2 separate regions of the Homo sapiens genome follow, and region 1 is linked to region 2. The links are chromatin loops, found by intact Hi-C in ENCODE. Cell type or tissue: mammary epithelial cell. All regions are shown on one strand. Links, peaks and the distances in the headings refer to the core of each region. The heading gives the core; the rest is flanking DNA. Region 1 has its middle 25 kb from the start of SPAG17. Region 2 overlaps WARS2-AS1 (WARS2 antisense RNA 1).

Region 1 (4,398 bases), core at 156-4,155, 1.1 Mb before region 2:
TAGCTCCAAAAATAAATAACTACTGCTTGGGAAGTAAGAAAGAATGTTTGGCTTGAAATAAGAAGGTCTGTTGTTAAATCTTGGTTCTGCCACTCCTTGGCTCTGTGACCTTGAACATATCATTTGACTTCTCTGAGCTTTGTTTTTTCACTTATGAGATGCAAACCATGTTGCCCTCACAAGATTAAGTCAGGATAGTGCTTGTGGTAGATAAACTCCCCCAGTACAAATTATTTCTTTCCAGCCAGGTGCAGTGGCTCACACCTGTAATCCCAGGACTTTGGGAGGCCCAGGCAGGTGGATCATTTGAGGCCAGGAGTTTGAGACAGCATGGCCAACATGGTGACACTCCGTCTCTACTAAAAATGCAAAAAAATTAGCTGGGCGTGGTGGTGGGCGCCTGTAGTCCCAGCTACTTGGGAGGCTGAGGACTTGTAGGAGAATGGCTTGAACCTGGGAGGCGGAGGTTGCAGTGAGTGGAGATCATGCCACTGCACTTCAGCCTGGGAGACAGAGTGAGACTCCGTCTCAAAAAAAAAAAAAAAATTCTTTCCATTATTTTTTATCTTTCAGTTCTCTTTTTGTTTCCCTTTTGCAATTGCAGGCTTTTGTAAGTCAACCCTCTGCTTTATGAAGAACACACTAGGGTGGGGTATCACACTGTGAAGAATACATCACTGGAACTTGAATAGTAAACCAGCAGATCGGGAGCAACATCTGGAGGGCCCATGCAAGCCTGGGGAGAGAAAGAGAGGTGCTGGCATGCCCACAAGGGAGCGAGAGCAAGTGAGTGTATGCACAGAGCACTTCTGGAGCATGACCCTCCTGCGATGCCTGCTGAGCCATTACTTGAAGGTCTACACAGGTGTAGACCAAATTCAAGGCCTAAATCAAGGGAAAGTATTACCATATGTTCCCACACAGAGACTAAAAGAGAGGGCTGCTCCCAGCAAGACGGGGAGGAGGGTAGAGGTGGAAGTGAGGAGCCAGGGGAGGAAGGGAGGAAAACAGAAGAGCTGCCAATATAAAGAATTCATTAGAGGAAAGTCATGTTGTGACCTCCAAGATGAAGATGAGTGAAAATTCTTGTATGATTTAATATTCAGTGGAAATATTCCAAACCACATGCGCTCTGGGCAGGCTGCGGTCTTTTACCTTAATTTCAGGGAAGTCCTACTACCCATTAAGCTTCATGTTGCTTACATAGTCTGAGCTTCTTTGTAACATGCTGGCAGGGTGTAGATGAAGAGGCTTGACTGGAAGCCTGCAATTATGGAAGTCTGGACAGTGTGGAAGAACTGGGAGCCTGGCTGACCATTTATGTGAGAGAGGGACATGTCTTACCTGAGTGCCACGTAAGCCATAGAGCCTTATCTCCTGGGACACATGTGCTACAAGTCCACTTTATTTTCTATAGCTCTCTCGGGCAGTTGAATTACTCCAGTGGTTTTTAAACTTAAAAAATATTAGAAACATTTTCTTAAGAACAACTTTTATGAAGCTATGATGCCATTTTTAAAAACAAAACAAAAATGTACTCTAAAACCTAATATGGTAAAAAAAAGTTATCTGCTTGGGTTGAAAATCAGGATGGGGTCCTGAAGCCCTACCCACTTGCTTCTCTTCCCTTATGCAAATCCGTTCCTGAAAGTGTGAAAACTATCACTGTAGTACAACCTTCAATGTGTAAATGAGGAAATGGAGATGCTAGAGGCTTGTCCACATGCCCATAATTAATTAAGGGCTGAAGTTAGATTGAAATCACTATTTTTTTCATACCTGCTTTGGTGTATTTTCCTAGCTCTAGACTTGTAGCTATTTGCTTTCAGAATAGAGATAATTAAAATATTGCCGCGTCTGATCAACCCAGAGACATAGGAAAAACTGAAAGAGTTTGAAGAACCTGATGCTCTCCCATCTGTAAATGGCCTAGAGGAAGCCTCCACATCCCTTTCGCAACTGCAGGCTTTTGTAACTCAACCCTTTGCTTCATGAAGAAGAACACCCTGGGGTGGGATATCACACTGTGAAGAATACATGCTGGAACTTGAACAGTAAACCAGCAGATCAGGAGCAACATGTGGAGGGCCCATGCAAGCCTGGGCAGAGGAGAGGCGCTGGCATGCTCACAAGGGAGCGAGAGCAAGTGAGTGTATGCACAGAGCACTCCTGGAGCATAACCCTCCCCCACCAACACTGCGCAAGGCGGATGCAAGCAAAATACACGTCTGTTGAATGGGAATGAAACACTGTGGTTTTAGGAAAGAGTCTCTGGGACCCCACAGTCTCTCCAGTCTTAGACTTTCCCTGTCTCAAAGAGACTGGGACTCTGAGGAGTTTTTCTCCCAGGAATATTCTATCCTCCTGCAAAGGGGCTCTGGGCTTTAGACTTAGAAAAACCTCAAATTGCTAGTTTATTATTTAGACAAGCAAATTCATGATGACTTGCATCATCTTGCAAGTATGGCAAAGTGGACCAGGGCAAAACCTTCCTAGGATTTTTGTTGAGCTGTAAGTTTCCTTTCCAGTCAAAGAAGAATGATTGGTTTAGCACATTAATATCTATCAAGAGTAAAAAAATGAGTGTTTGAAGATTCTTGCTGAGTTTCTCATTTTCCTGAGGCATTCACAGTCAGGTCCTTTATTTCCTTTAAGCCTACTGGTTCCCCTGAATGTGTTATGTCCTGAATTATCAAGAGGTTCTGATGCCTGCTGAAATCATCATGGGTGTAATAGAGACAGTGGTACTCACCAAACATTCCATCTGCTGTTTCGCATTTGCCAAATCCCTTGCACTTAGGTGGGGCCATGAGCCTAGTTCTGACCAATGAAACATAAGCTGAACTGGTGAAAAGCCTATGTGCAAATCTCCAGGCTCTCCTTCACTGACACCAGCACTTTCCAGATGGCAAAGTCCCCACCAGCCTGGAACCCTGAGTAACTTTGATAAGCAGAGTATCCTTCTCCCATGGACCTATGCTGGATATTCATCATAAATGAGACACAAGCCTTTGTTATTTTAAATCACTAAGATTTCAAGGCTAATTTGTTATGCAGCATAACCTAGTTGTGACTAATTAGTCATGACTAATACAGGGATAATTGGGCTTGAAGCAAGGAAGACTGAAGACCTGCTCTGGTGAGAGCAGCGTTCTCTTTAGGATCTGGCAGCCCCGGGGTTTGAGGCAGTTGTGTGGTGTATGGAGCTGCCTTGTACTGGCTTGTTACCCTGGATTGTGCACATTTTTTCCCAACTCTACGTTTAATGACATCACCTTGATAACTTGTCATTGGCCATGGTAGAAGTATTTACACCATAGAAATTGTCTAATGTTACAAATCATGGCATTTTTGTTTTTCCTGGCAAGGTAGTTGTTAAATACTCATATCAAAACATCACATCATACTCCTTAAATATATACAATTATTACTTGTCAATTAAAAATAAAATTTAAAAATTATTTATAAAAACCAAGCAGCCAGGCCTCAGCAAAATTATGACACAGGAAGAAAAAGTTTAATAGCACGTCACTGATTTTAAGTCTCTACAGAGAGAGTCAAGGTGGCAGCTGGAAATGAAACAGTAGGACCCTTAGTAAATGAGAACTCCATAAGTTTCTTAATTATTTCCCAATTTCTGCAGAGAAAAAATTTGGTAGAGAGATAACTTACTAGGTATGTTTTTCTCCAAATCATGAAATAGGCAGTCAAAATAATGTCTTTGCCAGAACACCCTAAATATCAGAATTTTTAGCTCATTTTTAAAATTTATATTTTAAAAATTATTATTGATACATAATAACTGTATATATTTATGGAGTATATGTAATGTTTTCATATAGGCATATAATGTATAATGATCAAAGCAAGGTAATTGGTGTATCCATCATCACAAGCATTTATTTCTTTGTGTTAGGAATAGTTCAATTCCACTCTTTTAGTTATTTTTAAAAACATACAACATATTATTGTTAACTATAATCACCCTATTTGTGCTACAGAACACTAGATCTTATTCATTCTATTTAACTATATTTTTGTATTTCTATTTAATGGCCCTTTTAGCTGGAGTGAGATGATAGCAATTACCATTCCCACAGTATCCCCATTCCCCACTACCCTTCCCATCCTCTGGTAACCATTGTTCTACTCTCTAAGGGTTTATTTATTGTTTTTGTTAGCTCCCACATATGAGTGAGAATGTGTAATATCTGTCTTTCTGTGCCTTGTTTACTTAACATAATGTCCTCTAGTTCCATTCATGTTGTTGCAAATGACAGGATTTCATTCTTTTTTATGGCTGAATAATATTCCATTAGGTATATGTACCCCATTTTCTTTATCCACTCATCCATTGATGGACCTTTAGGTTGATTCCATATATTGTCTATTGAAATA
Region 2 (4,398 bases), core at 80-4,079:
CTAGACATCAAATAATACACACTTTATAGAAAACTCAAAAGCAGGTGAAACTAATGTATGGTATTAGCAGTCAGCAGAGTGGGCATCTTTTGGAAGGAGAGTGGAGACAGTGGTTGGAAAGGTGCCCAAGAAGGGCTTCTCAGATGCTGACAGGGTTCTGTAGGTGAGTGATCTGGGTGGTGCTTGCATGGGTTATTTTGTGCTACATGCATATTTTCTGTATGTGTGTTTTGATTCTATAAAAGGTGTATTAAAAAAGGTTATGGAGACAGAAAGGACATAGATGAAAGAACAGGAGGCAAGGCAAATCATCTGAATTTATACATTCTTTGGCATCAATTGTAAAATGCTACAGAAATTTAGAGAAGGGAGAAATCACTGAACTATATTGGTCAGAAAGTGTTTTCTTGAACTTGGTAAAATTGATTTGGGTGTGGAATAATGGCAGGATTTGGACAGGATGAGAGGGTAAGATGGGGACACAGGGACAGTCTTGGAGAGGGTGGGGCCAAGCATATTCCACTCACTGTGATTGACAAAGAGGGGACTTGGTTGGAGGAAAGATTCCCTTTGGAGAGTGAAAAACAGTCCTCATCATATTGCTTGAGCTTTATATGGCACATTATAGTTTACAAACCTTTCTTGTGCTCTCTGTTATTTGATTATAACAATAACTCCATTTATTGCTGATACAGACTCAAGTTTAGGAAGATTAAAGTCATTTGCTTAGAGCTACTTGACAGCTGGGGCTATTTTCCTGGTCTAAGGAACTGCTGAACTGGATCCAATCCTAGTTCCATCCAATCTTAGATCCTAATAGTCATAAAATTCTGAAAGAATGTGTCAGGAGATGATATATCAGGAAATGTAGAGAGTGACCTGTTGGCACAGAAATGTCTTGTAAATACATTTGTCAATTCAATATTTTCTTCCACTGAGTAAAGAAAGGTCTGTTTTCCACGTTAGAACACATATTGAGGTATCCCTAAATCTTAAACAACTTTTCATGATAAACAGCCCTAATGAAATTCCTGGGAAGCTTCTAAGATAGGAGGATTTTTCATTCAGCTTCCTGTGTCCCATTCTTGGGCTTGCAGGCAACCGTAGCCAAGAGCTATGGTCTCTCTTGAGATGGTAGAAAGCTGCCTTGTCACATTAGGCTGCAAAAGTCGTCCTGTTTCCTCCTTTCTCTAAAAGAAGAATGAAGTTCACCTCTGGTGGCTTTATCTTTCCAGGAAAAGGAAACTCAGGTCTAAAGCCATCCATTTACAGATGAGGACACAATTATAAACTGGGACACTTGATGGCTTTCAGCTCACAGCTCTTGTGGCTTAGGTCTCTGGGTGCCAGGTTCCAGACCTGGACCTGCCACAGAAGTATCGGCTGATCTTGGAAAAATCATGAAACCTGTTTGTTTCTAATATCTCCTTGGGATACATTTGGTAAACAGTGCTTTGGCTGAAAAGAGTGGATGCTGGCATGAGGAAAATGGAGATCTTAACAAATGTGTAGAATGTTAATTCTTCCATGTCTTTCTCTTCCTTTAGGTGTTTTTCAGCCCTAGCTATACATTGGAATCAACTGGCAAACTTTGAAAAAATCACAAAGCCTATGCCACAACCCAGAGGTTCTGAGGTGCAGCCAGAGTATAGAACCTGTAATCTAGGTAATGGCTCTCACTGGAAAACAGCTGTGGCACTGGTATAGGAGCAATGAGGGGCTCACGCAGAACTCCCTGTGTGGGCTCACCTGGCCTTCCAAAGGCCCAGCCTGACCACTTGGGACCAAAGTGACCCTTACTATTAAAGGCTTCTAACATTCACAGAAAGAAAGTACGTCAAGGGTGTGTGAAATCATGACAGAAGCTCCTCCTCCTAGGAACTATCACAGGAAATTACCCTTTATACCTAAGAATAAAGACCGAATAGAGAGAAGCCAGCTCTATCCACAACCAACAGATGGCGCTATTGTCCAATGCCCTGCCATTTAGGTCTCTGCCAACCACTTACTCCTTAATACTTGGTAATTTGCTGCATTTGTGCATGATTTTGAAATGTTCTAGAAACATTTTTGACTCCACATATCTGAGAAGTGCAAAAGTAGCAATAATATTAAAAGTGTTACTTAAAAAAGGAGCATAATTATGACAAAATGAAAGTAGAACCATTTTTAAAATCAGAAGGCAGTGAGAAAATAAAATGTAAGTTTGTACATGCATGTGGAATTAATTTTTAGACAGTAGGAACAATTCCAAAGGGCAGAGTTGATCATGAATCCTGAGAAAAGTGTTGTGCCTCTGCAACTGACAATAAAGAGCAAGAGATACGGAAATGAATGAAATGGAAAAGTTTATAGTGTGCGGCTAGATAATTACAATGCCTGATATGTGCTTTATCTTCACCATAAACTATGCAAGTGCTCTCCTTTCTTTCATCATCACCCAGCCAGCCAAAATCAACCACTGTCAATTAGACTGTTTTTAACTTTGGAGAAGGCTGGGGGTTGTTCTAGAATTTGGAACTAAGCATGGTAAAAGCTCTGCTACTTAACTTCTGGAGTAAGTCAGGGACTAGTTCTGTAATCTGAAAGACAATCTATACTCTCAAATCTACGCTACTTCAAGGTGGCAAGGCAGCCCAGTCTGACACTAACCATAACTTCTAAGGAGGTCTATTCTCTACCACACCTGCAGAAATGGCTGGGGAGAAGGGTTAAATTAATGAACTTAAAACATCTTTGGCAAGTGACGCTATTTCTTGGAGAAAAAAAAAGAAAAATAAGACATTTAACTGGTCCATGTTAGGAAAAGATGCTTGGTAGAATGTATCAGCAGGAATAAGAGTATGTCTGATTTAAAGCTCTGAAAGTTTGACATTCTGTTATTTACTGAAAGTACACTGGGAAACTGCAAGCTCAGCCTCTCTAAGACACTTTGAATTTATAGTGTATCAGTCAGGATCCAATTAGAGAAGTAGAATGAATAGGACATAAATATTAAGAGATTTATTACAAAGAATTGGCTTATGTGATTGTGGGGGATGGCTAGGCAAGTCTGAAGTCTGTAGGGCAGGCACTCAGGAGGGCAGACTGGAACTGTCAGGCACAGGTGGAAGCTGCCATCTGCAGGTGGAATTTCTTCCTCTTCAGGGAAGCCTCAGCTCTGCTATTAAGGCCTTTCAGCTGATTAAATTGGGCTCACCTGGATTATCTAGGATACGCTCCCTTTGTTAAAGTCTACTAATTATAGTCTTAAATTACATTTAAAAATTCCATTCACAATAACACCTAGATTTGTATTTGATTCTGTAACCAGAGACTGTAGTCTATCCAAGTTGACACAACAAAAAGACAATCACAGGCTAGATGCGGTGGCTCATACCTGTAATCCTACAGTTTGGGAAGCAGAGGCAGGAGGATGGCTTGAGGCCAGGCATTCAAGACCAGCCTGGGCAACAAAATGAGACCCCATTTCTACAAAAAATTAAAAAAAAAAAAACTTAGCTGAGTATGGTGGCATGTGCCTGTAGTTGCAGCTACTTGGGAAGCTGAGGCAGTAGGATTGCTTGAGCCCTGGAGTTCAAGGCTGCCGTGAGCTGTGATCACTGCACTCCAGCTGCCTAGGTAACAGAGTAAGACACTCTTTCTAAAAAAAAAAAAAAAAGAAGAAAATTAAGACCATCATAAATAGTGTTTGGAAATAAGACTGTTTCTGAGTAGAAGCGCTTCTAGATTAAAAAAAAAAAAAAAATCCCGTATGCCCTAGGAACTGGATTCTTTATATAGAAACCACAGATGTCATGGTCTGGGGGATCTGGTGATATTCTTATGTACATAAACCCATTCATTTATTTAGTTATTCAACAAATTTCATTGCATACTTACTATTTGCTAGTCTCTGTAGTAAGTGCTGACACTATAGGAACATGATCCTTACCCTCGAAGGCCCACAGACTAGTAGGAGAGACAGAGACACTCTGAGTTCCAATACCTTGTGACAAATGGTAGTTCAGTTGAGCCTCTAAACCTAGTTGTGAAATTAAGGAAGAGGCACTTAAACAGAATCTAGACTTAAGCCCAGGGGGATGCAGCATTTAGAGATGGAGAGAAGGGGTGGAAGAAGAGTCATCATAGTGATAATCCCAGCCCCAGACCATGCTGACCCCCACAGAGCTGGTGCTCAAGTGGTCAAACATATTGTAAAGGGCCAACTCAGGGAAGACTCTCCTAGGTCACTCCTACTTTATGTGTTTTTCAGCCTTCCTGTTAATGGTATGTCCACAGCACCTTCAGCCTAGCCTCTAGGTCTTCATGGAGGTGCTGCTTCAGCCAGAGGTGAGTTTGCTGCCAAAACTGAGAACCTGCACCTGCTCCAGGTGCTCAGAGCAATGGCTTTCTCTT

The links. A loop is a pair of places that touch in the nucleus more often than their neighbours do. Peaks named below come from ENCODE experiments on the same cell type or tissue, not always from the same donor. Only the 100,000 strongest peaks of a DNase experiment are listed, where the experiment ranks them.
Region 1: it touches region 2 in a loop (4-fold over the local background); 1 of 110 quality-filtered maps calls a loop at or near these places.

Annotation. Positions count from the first base shown.
Region 1 is chr1:118,207,769-118,212,166 of GRCh38, forward strand. No RefSeq gene overlaps it. Among named protein-coding and RNA genes, the nearest start is that of SPAG17, 25 kb to the left of the region's middle. In mammary epithelial cell, for the core only: no CTCF peak of the experiment used is centred there; a DNase peak (open chromatin) is centred at 2,053; H3K27ac peaks cover 779 bases.
Region 2 is chr1:119,273,641-119,278,038 of GRCh38, forward strand. It overlaps WARS2-AS1 (WARS2 antisense RNA 1), which reads left to right. Exons shown (of 7, transcript NR_125975.1): 7 at 1,548-2,333. Among named protein-coding and RNA genes, the nearest start is that of LINC01780, 52 kb to the right of the region's middle. In mammary epithelial cell, for the core only: CTCF peaks have their summits at 1,956 (motif pointing right) and 3,119 (motif pointing left); a DNase peak (open chromatin) is centred at 1,961.